2 separate regions of the Homo sapiens genome follow, and region 1 is linked to region 2. Evidence: chromatin loops called from intact Hi-C (ENCODE). Cell type or tissue: heart right ventricle. All regions are shown on one strand.

Region 1 (8,000 bases), 69 kb before region 2:
TTCAAAAAGAAAACAAATAGGTTTGTGTGGAGAAATCTGGAAAACACATTAGTCAGGTAGTGAAACTTAACATTACCAGTCAGTAACAATTTGAGATAATGTCCCACCAATAGAATACAATGAAATGAATACTCCATTAGTTCTATGATATTAATGCCAAAGTTTTGTTACCTGAATTTAATTATAATTATCTGAAAAACCCAAACTGAGTGACATTCTAAAAAATAAATGGCCTATAATCTCCAAAAGTGTCAAGGTCATGAAGGTCACGGAAGTCTAAAGAACTGTGCCAGACAGGACAACTCAATGCAATAAATGATTCTGAACTTGGTCCTCTCGCTAAAAGGGACATTACTGGGATGATTTGCATACTTAAATGGGATCTCAGGGTTAGAAGGTAGTAATGGGTCAGTGTTAATTTCCTGATTCTGATGATTGTATTATGAGTATGTAGAAGAATGTCCTTACTTGTAGAAAACACACATTACAGTATTCAGAGGTGACAGGACATCTTTTGACAACTTATTCTCAACTGGCTCAGGAGAAAACAAAATTGTTTGCACCACACATGCAACTCTTCTGTAACTTTGAGATTATTTCCAGAATAAAAATGACTTTGCAAAAGAAAAGGAAAAGAGAAATTAGAGATGGTGGATATAGATACTTTTTTCAAAGTCATACTGCAAAAAATGTAAACAATTGAGGCCGTTGCTAGAAGGGGAAGTGGAGGGATTGAGAAAAAAATCAAATTTTATTTAAGATGGAGAAATAACACCATGTTTGTATGATAATGGAAATGATGTAGAGAATCAAAAACTGATGATGCAGGATAGACAGAAGGTGGAAGAATAAACTGCTGGAGGAGGTTTCTTGGTTAGAGAGGTGGGATCTACTGCACAAGTGAAGGACTTCACTTTTGATCACAGCAAGGATCTCCCCAGATTAGCAATTGCTGAAATCCTACTATCCAGCATCCTCACCAAACCAGACCGGGACTGAGAACCGGGAAGTAAGGAGTTGTGGGGGTGGCGGGGTGGGGCAGGTGGTACTCTAGACAGCTTCAATGAAGGCTACCGGACTGTGAGTCTAGGCTCCAAAAAAACAGGAGAATTACTCTAGAAAGACTGCTTGACAATGCCAAGATGAAGCAGTTGTCAGTAAGGATAAAAACCAGATCCCCAAATTTAAACAGAAGGTAGAGATATAATCCATCTTCATTACATCTGAAATTGAGACACATCTTAAAATCGATGTTGCAAAATGCTTGCAAGCCATCAGGCAAAAAATAAGCACAGGCTGTCATTGCCTATACACACGGGAAATTGCCTGTGTATTAAGGGTATCAGTCATAAAATCATGGCTTTAGTTGGGTTGCCCGCATTAATGGAGCCATCTAAGGTTGACTTAACTTTAATTTGTGTTTTGAAAGGATTTCAAAGATTATACTGGATGGAGGCTTGAGATGGGAAGTGTGTATAGAAAAACAATCCAACTGTTTCCTCCTAATCTATACTCACACCACTCTACATACTTCTTTTATGATACCAGATGTGTAGGTTTTCCCACACCAAGCAATTCTCTGGCCCACCTGTGTGTCCTACAATTTAATTCAATTCTGATACTATCTATGTGGAGACAGAAACAGATCCCACAGGTAAGAGCTTAGTCTCACAAGGCTGCCCCTGCCCCATTTCAAATGCCAATAGCAAGCAGTAGGCCCCCAGGTTACTCACAAGTTCTGTCCAACTTGGCTACAAATCAGAGGTTCCCATGACTACCTCTTCAGGTTGGATAATTTGCTAGAGTAGCTCACAGAACCCAAGAAAACAGTTTACTTGCTATTTCCAACTTATTGCAAAGGATATTTTAAAGGATATAAATGAAGAGTTGGATAAAGAGATATATAGGGTGAGGTTGGAATTGGCCTAGAAGGAGGATTGTATTCCATTTTTCCTAATAAAATTGAACACAAGCATTTTAGGGAAGGGATACTCTCAGCTCAAATGCTGGAAAAATACTTAAAATGTCCTAAACCTAGAATATATGTCCTCTCTCTAGTTCCAAGGATGGCGTCTAACTGGACCATTTCTCACTACAGGGTTCCATGAAGTTCAATTTCAATCTATTATCATAATCATCATAAAGATGACTTAATCATTAGAAATGTCCATATTTGGCTCACTAATTTATACATATTTGTCCTCGTTGTGAAAGTCAGTCTGTTCTTTTTATATGTTAAAGTGTTTTAAACAGAAGGCACACTATAAATGCTAGATATTTATGATCATACAATGATATGAAACAATTTATCTTTCTTTAAAATGACTAATTCCATCCTTTTAAAAAATATTTAATTTGACTTCCCCATTACCACAGCTTTATTTGTCCAGTTACATTCATGCTTGGAATCTCCAAGTCCATAAATGTAACTGGGAATGTCATGGGGAATATAGTAATGTTTTGTTATATGACACTCTTAATACACAAATTTAAAGCTGTCTACTGAAAAAAGCTTTTACAAAATGCTTGTGTACCCCAGTACCATGAAAGATGCAAACAAGTAGACAACATGGTCTTTGAAAAGGACTATGTAGTCTAGGTGGAAAAATTTATTTGATGAAGATGAAACTAATTAGTAAATTGATTAGTAAATATGGTCAGAATAGAAAAAGAGATTCATGAACAAGTAGGAACTTGAGCTGACCCCTAAAGGAGGAATAAGATTGGGAGAGGCAAAGAAATAAGAGGGAAGGGTATTCTCAGTCAGAAACCCAGAATAACCAGAGAGGTGACACTTTGCATAGCACACTTTTAGAACGATAAAAGGAATCACTTGGAAAGGTCTGTTGGGAGTATATGGGAGAAATGAGACATTTTTCTGTGGGGTCAATTTATGGAGCAGCCAATTAGTTAAGAAGCAATCATTTTACCCATGCTCTTGCCTTGCATCTTATATCTTTTACTCTTAAATTTACATTATTTTTCATAATATTAATAGCATCTCCTGCCAAAGAGCATCTTTCCAGCTTACAATGATTCCCATTCCCATTCCCATTCCTCTACATGGGCAGGTTAATTCCTAGGGGCTATGTCTGTATAATGGAGTTCAATTTGAATGTCAGTTGATTGAAGCTGGAGAGGGCTCATTCTTGCTGGAACAGAGATGGCACTCTAGGACTACGTGCTATGGAGACTGAAAAGGATTGAATCAAGCCATCTCTTTTTTCATGGAGCTGGAACTATGAGTTGTGATCCTGGGAACCATGGGCAGCCATCTTGTGCCTGCTATATGGACCTGGCAGCTAAAAATCCCTTCTTCCCAGGAAAAGGAAGAGGCAGACACAGAGAGAGGAGCAGAGACAGGTGACGGAGCACTCGCAGTTCTCAATGGCCTTCCAGTTCTCACTTCCACTGCCTATCTAGCCACATTTCTGCTCTTGGATTGAGACATCCTGTATCTTTTATAATCAGTACCTCTTTCTGCTTCAGCTAGCTTGGTTGAGATTCCTATTATTAGAAACTCAAAGAGTCCTAATACAATGATGAATAAACAGATTTACTGAAGCCCTGCTGTCCTTTACTTTTGTGCATGTTCCCTCCTCTTGTGCTCTAAGGACAAGGTTTCTTTCATTTTGTCTTTGGTCAGTGTTAGTGTGAGTCTATTGCTGTTTCATTCATCCAGGTGTCACAGTCCACAGCCCCTCTCTCCCCCTTCCCCTAACTCTCTTCCCAATTTCCTTTTATTTCTCTTTACCCTCTGTCCTTGAATGAAATCCTAACAAAGAAATACAAAGAGGCTGAGAGTATAATTTATATATGCCCGAGGCTTATGAACAGATAATTGGTTCACTTAGCCCAAATCTCCCAGGGTCTGTGATGTAAAGGGATAGAAAACAAGAAGGCTTAAAAAACAAACATGCTATTCATGTAACTATGTTATTCATAGAGTAGGGCTACTCTATGCAGCATAATTTATTCTGGGGGTCACATGAGGGATAAGGCCACCGCCTGCTTAAGGGACCCTCAACAACTTCAATTCCAGCTGTGTCCCCAAATCCTCCTCTTAAGAGTCCTATTCTTTGCCACCTCAGTTGCAGTAGGTTCTGCCAGACGTATATAAAGCCATTTCTATCCTTTATAGCTTGAAGAGGTCACTACTCTCACTGGAAAATCACAAGCCTGGGATCTTCAGAGAGAAGCCCCTTCCTGCTGAAGGATCATGTATGGAAAGTAGGTGGGGAAGCCTGAATGCTCAAAAGCCTTGAAAAGACTTCTAAAGGCAGATAACCAAGCCCTAAACCAGCTAGCTGACAACCGTGTCAACACAGTCAACACTTTATCCAACTGCTCAACTAAAAATAATCTGTCACTTCACCACAGCAAGCCTGCCTGGCTCTGAGGTACAGAACAAATGCTGAAATACAGGATGCTGCTGTATTTCTAACAATGTAAGGTCCAATGACATCAAGTGGGATTCAGAGATTTGAATGTGAAGATCACCTAGGAAGGCAACTACTCACACCCAGTTTATCAGGTTCATGCTTTGCTTCTTTTTTAGTATTGATTTATTTGTGTCTCTTCAAAGGGCAATCAGAGTGTGGTATTGGCTTCTTTCTGATCACATTTGGTAACTATGCTTCTTGGATATCTTGTTTGCGTCAATAATAGGCCTTGTTCAATTTTTTTGTAGTCTTCAACTAGGTCAGGGATTTTTGAGAGCAAGAATCATGTTTTTGTCTATCTCCATCTCTTTAGAACCTAACAAGCCCTTGCAATTTAGAAAGCTCTCAGTAAAGTATTTATTATATAAGTAAATGAATGAACAACTGAACAAACAGCAAAAATCCAACCTTATGATGCGGGTCTAGGAAAACTTTTTAAAGGACCTAATAATTTGATCTGAATCTTTAATGAGTCAATGCAGTCAAGTGTTAAGTAAAGTAAGGTAAGTAAAGCAGCAAGGTAGAGGGGCAAAGGAGACTGGATGTTCTAGGCATTTGAAATTCCCATCAAAAGAATTAAAAGTTGTTCTATATGGCATGCAGAAAAGAGAGCAGGAATGAAGCTGAAGAGATGACAGGGGTCACAGGAACTTTGTATACACTGCTAAAGGGCCTGAATTTTATTTTACTGGTGATGGGGAATCATGAGCTGATTTTCAATAAAGAGGAATGTAATTAGATTTTCTTTTAGAACATTATATTTGGAAGGAATATGGAAGGTAATTGATGGCGGGATGGAGATGTATTGAGATGGAATTGCAGACAGCAAATAGGAGCCCCTTGCAGTCAGTAATTCAGGTGAGGGATGATAAAAGTCTAAACTATTTCTGAAAAGCTCTATTTCTATTATCTTTCTTCTGCTGTCAGTTTTCATCACCCATGAGCACATCATATCCTCCTTCAGGAACAGTAACTGGGGATGCTGAATATTAACAGAAAACATCAACCACAGTAAAGCTTCACAGACTTTTATCATAGTTGGACCACCTCAAAAGTCAAAGTGGTATTTTCCAGAAGGCCCATGGGCAGAACCTCCTCTCCCTCAAAAAGAACTGAATGACCCTTTCTGATTTGACAATCCATGGGCCACCTTACTTCTCTCAGCAGGTATTGTGCCCACCTGTTGCTTTGTGCTTTTTCAGCAAGAGAGTGAAAAAGAAGAAGCAAGAAAAGAGGAGAAGAGGAAGATGGCAAAGGAGCACGGTAAGGTCGCTTTAGTGATCTCAGTCATGAAGAAAGAAGAAGAATTAAGGCTGTTGAAAGAAGAGCAGGAGCTGATTAAATCCTGTGGTCCATTACTAGGCATCAAATTTTACAAAGGAGATTTAGGATAATGGGAAAATGTCCATGGGTATTTGCTCATCTTACTTGTAGAGAAAGAAGAGCTCTCTCTTCACTCTCTAGCACATACCTGATGAGACTTAGCAGAAGTAAACTCCTTCCCATAGGACAGTGGTTCTCAACCTTGGCTATACATCGGAATGAACTGAAAAATTCTTTTTAAAAAATACTGATGCCTGAATCATACCCCAGGAGATTCTAATTTAATTGGTTTGGGTGTGGTTCGGTAATTGGTCCTTTTATAGAGCTCTCTGGGTGTTGGGAACGCACAGATGAGCTGAGAACCATCGCTGTAGACCAGGGGTCAGTGAACTTCCTGTGAAACACCAGAGAATAAATATTTTAGCTTTGTGGGCCATATGGTCTCTGTTACAACCACCCTACTCTGCTGTTTTAGAGTGAAAGCAGCCATAGACAATATGTAAATGAGTGTGTTCTAATAAAACTTTCTTTATAAACATAGGCAGTGGGCTGGCTTTGGCCCATGAGCCAAATTTTATTGACCCTGTCAGACTCCAAAGGACAGCTGGATTGCCCAGGTGCTGAATTAGGTATGGAGAAAATAGGAAAAATATTCTAGTTTTAAAAGGGCATTTGGAAGAAGGTTGTAGTTTTAGCTTAGTACAATGAGATATGTGTCTGAGCTGCATTTCATAGAATTCTTGGGTAAGGCATTTTACTTCTGGGGCAGTAAAGTTTTGATGGTTAACAGAAATTTACTTTGCCACCGTGCCATAGCTATCTATTAATAACGACAGCATATTGGCCAAGGTTTTCATCTGAAAACTACCAACGAAGGGTTTGAATTTAAAGTCTTGGTTCCAGATGAATTAGCCCCAGCTTACAGCAAAGCTGTCAGGTTAGGTCTGGGGAGGGAGAGGAAAAAAAGAAACACATAGACTATGAACTTTCATTAAACCTCTTTGTTGTTTGACTTCTTAGGGAGGCAAGGTGTGACTTTTGTGTTTGCAGGAAAAAAATTCAATAAAGTATAAAGAAGAAAAAACTTATAACGTGCAAGGATAACTAGAAGTGTTAGACCCAAAATACGGACATTTAGCCTTAGAACCTGAACCAGGACAGAAAAAATTAAAAACCAAATAAGAAAAACGTTTCCATGAGGACAGGGAGGGGAACTAGTGCGCTGATATATTTTATGTGTTCTCTAATTTCTCTCACTGGAATTTAACCATGAGCCTGTTTTGCTTTTTTTTTTGTGTTGTGTTGTTAGGTTTTAATTCTACATGGGAAAGAGGATCTAATTCATTCTATTATTTTATGCTGGAGAAGGGAAAGACACGTTAGAAATGAACTTCTGCCTAATCTTTAAGATGCTCTCCTGTCATTACTGGTTTTATCCCTCTCTAGGAAAGAGTGGTCACATGACATGCGCCTTAGACTCACGCTAGATGAAGTGTGGGGTTAGACCATCCTCACCTTTATCCTGTCGATATTGGCTTCCATCTTAAGCTGCTCTACCAGCTTCCTGGCTTGTGCTATGCTGGCGGTGTTGTTGCTGGCCATCGGAGTGCTGGATAGATCTTTCAGAAACACTAGAAAAGAAAACAAAAAGAAGATTGTACCAGAGAATTCATGAGCCAGCAAATGTGCAAGTTCATCGTAACTAGGGGATCTCAAAGCAGTGGCTGTAGCCAGGCCTGGCTTCTCCAGCCCTCTCCATCCTTGGTCGGTATTACCTCTGACTGGCAGGCAGAGCAGAGGATGAGGTTTGATTTTCCAATTCTCCCTACTTCCCCATCCCTTCTTTAGAGAGAAAAAAAACACACACACAAAGAATATTACCAAATGTTCTCCCAGTGGGCTCAAACCCCATCCTTCTGGTTAACTGTGACCACCTCAGCGTATTATACTACAGAGACACTATAGTGGGAGGCTTGGCTTTTCAGTGTCACTTAATCCAGCATTGCTGTAAATAGCCATTCCTCCCCACTCTATTTGAAATTAAAGTTTGAGTCACAACGATCTACTTTACTCATAATTCCTCAGGGACACATCTATCATGCCAAATGGGAGGGATTGCCATGCCTAATCTCTAAATATGACAATTAGTTCACCAGTGTTATTCTAAATGAAGTACAACAAACTTATTAACTGATTTCTTTTATAAATCTGGAACATAAACATTTTGAGAGTAGA
Region 2 (8,000 bases):
TGTAGCATGTATCAGTACCTTGTTCCTTTTCATGGCTGAATAATCCATTGTATAGATACACCACATTTATGTTGTTTCCTCCAGGTTGCTTGTTTATGATAAGAAACAAAAGCAAGCCTAGGAAGCAGAAAGAACCAGATTCCAGCTGCGTACTCAACCTAAACCAGGGATTAACAAACACAATTACTATTATATCTGCATTTATACCCAATTCTTGTAAACTGCACTACTCCTGGAGGATGTTAATGGAGACGTCAGCTGTGGTAACATGGAATTCTAAAAATTTCTCTTACACTATTAATGAGGAAAGAAGAAAGAAAATGGAATTTTAAAAAATTGAGGCTGAGGTAGGAAGATTACTTGAGCCCAGGTATTCAAGACCAGCCCAGGTAACATAACGAGACCCTATCTCTTCAAAAACATTTAAAAATTAGCCAGGCGTGGTGGTGTGCACCTGTGGTCCTAGCTACTGGGGAGGCTGAGGTGGGAGGATCGCTCAAGCCCAGGAGGTCAAGGCTGCAGTGAGCTATGATCATGTCACTGTACTCCAGCCTGGGTGACAAAGGAAGTCCTTGTCTCAAAACAACAACAACAACAAAAACAAACAAACAAAACGATAATTGAGTAATTGCTACTATAGGTAAGCAGATAAACATATTGTGGTATACCAATACAATAGAATACTACCCAAGAATAAAAAGAATAAATAGTTGATGCATACAGCATGGATGTATCTCAATGTAATTACATTGAGATGGAGATAGAAGGGAGAGATGATCATGGAGCATGAGGAAACTTTTGAATGAATACGTTCATTATCTTGTTGGTGATGATGGTTTCATGGGTGTATGCAGTCAAAATTCATCAAATCATACACTTTGAATATGTGTTATTTATTGTATATCAACTATACCTAAATAAAGCTGCTAAGAAATAATTTTTTAAAGGAGCATAGGCATACTCATCAAATTACATACATCAAATATGTGCAGCTTTTTAAAATCTCAATTATACTTCCATATGGTTGTTTTCAACACGTGTATACATCCTAAAAAGGTATTTGCATGACTACTGTGTGGAAAACACTGCCTTCATTTTGCATATATAATTTCAATTAATTTTATAGCAAGTAAAGTTATTCTCATTTTTCATACTAGGAGACTTAAGGTTGAGAAAGTTCAGTAATTTGCCAAGGTGGTCACAGTCAGTATTACGCTAACTTCAGTTCATTTTAACCCCACAGCCCCAGCTCTTTTCTCTACACCACACTGCCTCTCACTGCTCCTATTATAGACCCAACCCGTCCCAGAACTTCCCAAGTCAGGGAATTTTCCCATCCACAGAAGAGGTTGATGCTTTAGGATAGCATTCCACATTTGTTTTGTCCATCATTTTGTGCTGCCACAAATACCTCCCCAACCAATTTATCTGATTCAGTGGATTTATTCATTTTCAGTGGATCAGAGTGGTTAATCTAGATTAGATCAAGGCAAGTAATCCTGGTCCCTGGGTCAAAGAAATGAAAATAATTCACTTGAGATTCAAAGTAAGCTGCAAAAACACCAAAAATTGGCCACTCAACCCACTAGCCAGGTATTACATTTCTTTGGGATAATAGTCATTTCCTTTGATGTCGGGAGGCCCAAGAAGGTGGCTATCTAAAGCTGCTCTGAGGGGTCCAGCTAGTTTTTGTAGCAAACTTGAACCGTAAGTTGAGGTTGACATCCTGTCTCTGAATAAGGAAAGCATAGGGTGGTTTTCTCTCTCTGTGTAGCTCCTCCAGATCATCTTTCACCACACAAACAACTGAACTCTGTCCAAATACTACCATTGTATCTGGGTCCATTTGAACATGGGCTATAACCTTGACTAAGTAAAATTAATAAAAATGTGAAAGCTGGTTTAAACAAGTTTTTGTAAGTTATCTACGCTTTTTGGAAATACTGCCATTCCTTCATGCAAGACTTCCGTGATGAAGGTTAACTGTGCTGTATATCTTCCATTTGCCTCTCCAAATCCATTCTCCATCCTATTCCACCTGGCTTATACCCCAGGAAACTAAACCGCATGAACTCAGTGGCAGACTTCCTTGCTCTTTGCCTCCCAGTTGGGTTTGGCCAATGAGGAGCATGAGCAGGCGATCAGAATAAGTGGAAGAATCAGTTCAGGTTATTTGTTTCCTGGGGTCTCTGCCTGCAGGATCATTATAATCTGGCTATATCCCTTTCCTGGAGGCCACAGCTCCACTAAGGAGGTCCTCTCCCCACTGTCCTCATACCTCAGGCCAAAGGATAATATAGGAGCCCTGGAAAACTGCATTCTCCCTTGCAGTTTTCCTATACTCTGCCCTTATCCTTGGAAATATTCTTTTTACTAAGTACTCTTGAAATTAACCAGTTTGAGGATGCCAATTGTTTCCAATACAGCTGGCATTTTCTGAGGGCTGAGTATGCCCTATTCAGAATATGAACTTATTCAAAGTTCTCAGTTTATATGAAAACACTGACATTCATGGGATTAATAACAAGCCCAGGCAAAGATTAACAATGGCTAGATGAGGAGTAGAGTGGTCAGACAGCATCCATTCAGCCTCACACCAGTGCTCACTGGCAATTGTGTAAGGTGAAGGCATAGTCACAGAACTTATGAGAACAGTGAATGTGGTAGATACATTACACAGATTTTAAAATGTGAGGAAAGCAAAACATTTTCAGGTTGATATGTCATGCTTCTTCATGCTTATAAATTATATTTCCATGGTGACATCAACCTTTTTTGCATATGGTATTCCACTTCGATTGAAGCTTTAAGCCATTTTTTGGTTGTAATTATAAAATATAAAGAAAGAGATGCTTGCTACAATAAAAACTGCCTAAATGGCAAATCTAAGCTTTCAGAGAGGTACCATCTGTTTTTCCTCATTGAGAGGTATTATCATATATAGTGAAAAATGCTATAAAAGTGAAGTGATGCTTTTTCTGTCATGAATAAATTATAATCCCAAGTAGATTTTGATTACTTAGAGCTTATAGCAAAGACATAAGTCCATTAAGGAAAAGATGGATCTTGATCCTATCTGAGCCCAAAACAAATACTTCCTATCTCCAGAATCACCTCAACTATATCATTCCCATGAAGTGTATCTAAAATAGCTGCTTTAAGATTTATTTTCCTTGATGATTTTTCTTTAATGAAGCCAAAATGTTATTAATATTTAACATGAATCTGTAAAGGTCTTTTAAGTAAAAAGGCTAAAATGTTGAAATATTAATAATGACATTTTGTTTTTTTGTTTGGGGGCGGGGGTGTGTGTGTGTGTGTGTGTTATAGAATACGGCAGGGGATAGAAAACAGAAACCCACTGAATAAATCTAGGCCAGCAAGGTAAAAGCTCTATCCTTGTATTCATTATGGGTATTGATTAGAACTTAAAAGAGTATTTGAAAGAAGGTCTCAAAAGAAAATCTGGAGGACCCTGGCAGCTTTCATTTAATTCTGTATAACATCAGATGGCTCTTAGAAAGCACTCACTTATTTTCCAAATAAGTGGTAATTTCACTCTTTCAACTTTTCCTAACTCAGTGTGACATATCAGTGAATACCATCCTACATTTGTGTCATATTTTACAATTTATACAGTATATTCCTATTCATTATCTCAATTGATATTTACATAGTTCAGATATAGTCAGGGTGAATATTATAACCTCCATTTTACAGATGGGGAAACTAAGGCCTGGAGGTATAAGTCAAAACTCTTTTAGTCACAACTTGAATTAGCTTGGGCAAAACATGGGAATGTATTGGCTCACATGGACTGGATTCATGGACTCCAATTATGACTGGGCTCTCTCCTTCTTTCCCTTCTCTCTCTGACTCTCTCCGCCTCCCCTCTGTGCATTGGACCTGATTCTGTCCACAGACTGAAACACAGCTTTCCATGATTCTTACTGCCTTGGGACCAGAAAGGATGAGACCTCTCCTCTCAACTCGAGTTGGAAAATTCCAGAGGAAGAACCTACTGGCCCCTGCTGATGGCAGGCCCACCCTCTGAACCAACTATCGTGGTCTGGTGATGAAATACTGAGGCTTCCTCAGCATGGGTCAAGTCTCCTCCCCTGTGGTCAGTATTACCTAAACAACCTAAGAAAATCGGAACAGAATAGCCACTGAGGAGACTAGGAGGACAGAGGCAGCCACCTTAACTTGTTTCTACTGCCTTAAATAACTTGTCCAAGGGGCAGAATCAAAACAACTGCCCAGATCTTCGGTCTGCACCCGTCTCCTTCACTTCATAGCCTTTACTGCAGGAGCCACAGAGGTGTAACTGTGCCTCTCTCTTCCTCACAGTTACCATGTGGTCTGGCTCAAGACTAATTGGAAAAGACTTGATTCTGTCACTTTTCAGCTGTGTGACCCTAAGCACATTACTTAACCTCTGGGAACCACAGCTTCCTCCTTTGTAAAATAAACAGTTCCTGCGTTGCAGGGTCATCTAAAGGATAAAGGGAGATAATATACCCCAGATGACTTTGAAAATCATAAAAGAACTACATTAAGGTTTATTACTTAAGTTCCGCATATAAATGTTAACAGAGGCTAAAACTACACATTAACATCCTTCAGCTGTAGTTCTCACTACCACCAGCCCTCTCTGCTAGCATCACTTTGGTTCTGACATTTTTTTTCTTTCAGTTTTAAAAGGCACATTTTAAAAATAAGCATAATAGTGTCTCAAAATGTAAAACTTAGCTCAGAAGAAAAGCTTATGAACAGATGGTTCAATGGCACTTATATTCACCTTTTTGATACAGATTAACCAGGAGATGAAAAAATCTCTGGAAGAGACACAAGAAACTCTCCACAGTGGTTACCTCTAGGCACTGAGGCTACAAGTTGGTGGGAAAAAAACGCTTTTATTTTTCATTTATGCCTGTCCCTACTACTTGAATTTTTAAATATTTCACATATATTGTTTTTTTCTGCATGAATTTCTTTCATGATTAAAAAAACCTAACTAAAATCATAATTGTCACAAAAAAGGATCATATACCAGTTATAGTACACAGTATATAGTGTATGCTAGTTATAGTATACAGTATATAGCAGTTATAGTATATAACTGATATAGTGTCTGGTACATAAAAAGCTTTCAATAAGTTTGTGCTTATTGATCAAACTAGATATCCCTAGTTACCACCTAATCAGCTAAAATAAAATCTAGTTTTCATCTCTACGAATGTATATTTTTCCATGAATCATATTGTAAGAAATGCTCATTACCATCTGCCAAGGATATGATTTTAAACTCATAAATTCACACACCAAACATGAAACCTCCTTTTTAAATTCTCAATTTTAAACACAGTACATGTGGCTACCTCTCAACGCTGTTACTGCTCTTCTTATAAGCTGACTTCCTTATTAACATTGGAGGATGCTGGGCTTCTAGGAAGCATACCATTTTACAGCTGCGGGTTTGCATGATATTTTCTAAGAAATTAAAGGTTACATGGCAGCATATGCCAAAGCTAACAGAGATATTTAAATAGTATTTTTTAAAAATGATGTAAATGGCTAGGAAGTTTGAATGCTATGCACTGGTTAAGTGCTATACTGGTTGCCTAGTTACATCTCTGCAGAAAGGTTAAAATGGTTGTCTCTAAACCTAGAAGAAATTTAAAGTCCTAAAGTTTCATAGTTAAGCCAAGGATTACCTGCAAACCCCTATGCAGTCATGCCTTGAAACAAATCCCCGTCAGGTAATGGTGCTTGGGGATGTCTTAAGGAGACTGTTAATAAAAAGTATTTATATATATGAAATTTGTTACCTTGCTCTCATTTCATTAAAGTTATTACTTCTGGACTGTTCTTTTTTTTCTTTTTTTTTTTCTTTTTTTTTTTTTGAGATGGAGTCTCGCTCTGTCACCCAGGCTGGAGTGCAGTGGCACGATCTCTGCTCACTGCAAGCTCCGCCTCCTGGGTTCAAGCCATTCTCCTGCCTCAGCCTCCCAAGTAGCTGGGACTACAGGCATGTGCCACCATGTCCAGCTAATTTTTTTGTATTTTTAGTAAAGACTGGGTTTCACCGTGTTAGCCAGGATGGTCCCGATCTCCTGACCTCGTGATCCGCCTGCCTCGGCCTCCCAAATGGACTCTCCATTTTATCACTACCAATTGCAGTCTGCTACTATAGGCTATTAAAAAACTTTCCAACCTAGCTGATGCAAATTCTGTCCCACGATAGGTGGAAGAAAGTCCAGTATTTTAAATTTTTAAACTTAAAAACAAATTTTTACTGTGACCAGCTCTGCAAAGTACAGGCCAGTCTACAACGTAGTAACAAAAACTACACATCTTAAGAATAAACAACTAGTATCTTAACTCTCAGAGATGTTCCCCTTTTACCCTTCAAGGGTTTCCTAATTAATTCTACCTTGCAGACACTATGACATCCAAATATCTGTTCCCAGTAATGGAACAGAATAGAACAATTTTATAACAATTTTGGTGTAGAAATTTAACATGAGTGTATTAAAACGGATTCACACTTTTTCCAGAATTTGAAGGTAGGAGGAAACAGTCCTTTTCTTTTTTCCTCTTGAAGTTCAATCGGCATTTTGTTTTAAATTGAGGTAAAATTCACATATAAAATTAACCATCAGCCATTGTAAAGTGTACAATTCAATGGTATTTAGTACATTCACGGTGTTGTGCAGCTATCACTGCTAACTAGTTCCAAGATATTCCATCACCCCGGAAGGAAACCCTGTACCCAGATAAGTAGTTATTTTGATCCTTATTTACATTTACTCTCTAATTTCTCTTTGAAAAAGAATAAAAGAACCTAAGTTTAAATTACAGCATAAGAACTTGATGTGTTTTCATTTCTTCTGCAACTTGTTGATTCACAAAAATTGGTAAAGATTTGAAGCTGAAATGAGGCGAGTCTTAGCAAAATGAAACCAGGATTGAAAGTCCTGGAAGGAAGAAACCCAAAAAGAGATTGAGGAAAAAATCAAAATAATTCACAATTCTGTCCAGGCCCCATCCTTGTCAGAAAGCCAGATTCTACTTCAATGACTGATAGTGCTGAATCTTTTTTGGAAAGAAAAAAAAAAGAATTGAAATAGAATGCTTTGGATCTACCAAGTAGGAAATTTTGGAAGACAGGAAACTATTAAATACGTTAAAAAAAAAAAAAAAAAAAAAAAGTCTTCCAGCTCCTAAAAGTCAAATGCCTATTCTAGGGAAGCTAATTTATTGTTCTTTCAAGTACAATTACAGCTCTCTTTGCTTAGTCCTAATGATTTAGAGAATAAAATTCTCAAAATAAAAGCCACAGAAATGTAAGGGATGAGGCCCCAGGACCTTCAGCTTCCCTGATTTCTCAGTGTGGTTTTGCTACGGATGATGCTGGCAGAGTACTGCAGAAGTAGTGGGGAAAGGCCCAGCAAGCGTCTTTACCCAGATGTAGCAACTTTACATGGGGGTAAGTGGCTCATGCTCCACCGCTGGGAGTCAGGAAGCGCCATGTTCTTAGAACCAAATGAGACTCCAAGACATGATCCACTCCAATCCCCTCCCACTGGGCATTCCAGATAGTCTTCCTAATATTTACCTCTTCTTGAACAGTCTGTGCTGTCTCTTAGGGGGGAAAAGTTCGATTTTGCTCTATGAAAGGCAAGATTAAAGCTAAGAGAGCTCTGTGCTGCATTGGCAAACTTGGATTTTATAACTTCCATGCAGGCTGACTGCTGAAAAAGATTCAGCGAGGTCCTGTGGTCACCTCAGTAACAAAGTTATTAAAGCTTCCATCATCAGAGGCAAAGTGCAGGAGCCTGCTGGTAACACAGGAGAACTGAAAGGGCAGCTAGGGCTTGTGACTATAAACGTGGCTGCTGCTTCTCAGTTCTGAATCTCAGGGTTTTTTTTTTTTTTTTTTTTTCTTTTTTTTTGTCTTTTTAAGCTGGTCTGAACAAACATGCATATATGGCTAC

What was found. Peaks named below come from ENCODE experiments on the same cell type or tissue, not always from the same donor. Only the 100,000 strongest peaks of a DNase experiment are listed, where the experiment ranks them.
Region 1: a loop joins it to region 2, with 1.8 times the contacts of the local background. A loop is called at or near these places in 1 of 110 quality-filtered maps.

What each region holds. Positions count from the first base shown.
Region 1 is chr14:51,950,046-51,958,045 of GRCh38, reverse strand. It overlaps GNG2 (G protein subunit gamma 2), which reads right to left. Exons shown (of 4, transcript NM_053064.5): 3 at 7,281-7,396. The coding sequence starts at 7,367. Among named protein-coding and RNA genes, the nearest start is that of RTRAF, 36 kb to the left of the region's middle. In heart right ventricle, no CTCF peak of the experiment used is centred here; no DNase peak of the experiment used is centred here; H3K27ac peaks cover 570 bases.
Region 2 is chr14:51,880,916-51,888,915 of GRCh38, reverse strand. The region is part of intron 2 of GNG2 (G protein subunit gamma 2); the gene reads right to left. Among named protein-coding and RNA genes, the nearest start is that of GNG2, 24 kb to the right of the region's middle. RefSeq lists an enhancer at 4,049-4,118 and a silencer at 4,369-4,468. In heart right ventricle, no CTCF peak of the experiment used is centred here; no DNase peak of the experiment used is centred here; H3K4me3 peaks cover 1,285 bases; H3K27ac peaks cover 1,816 bases.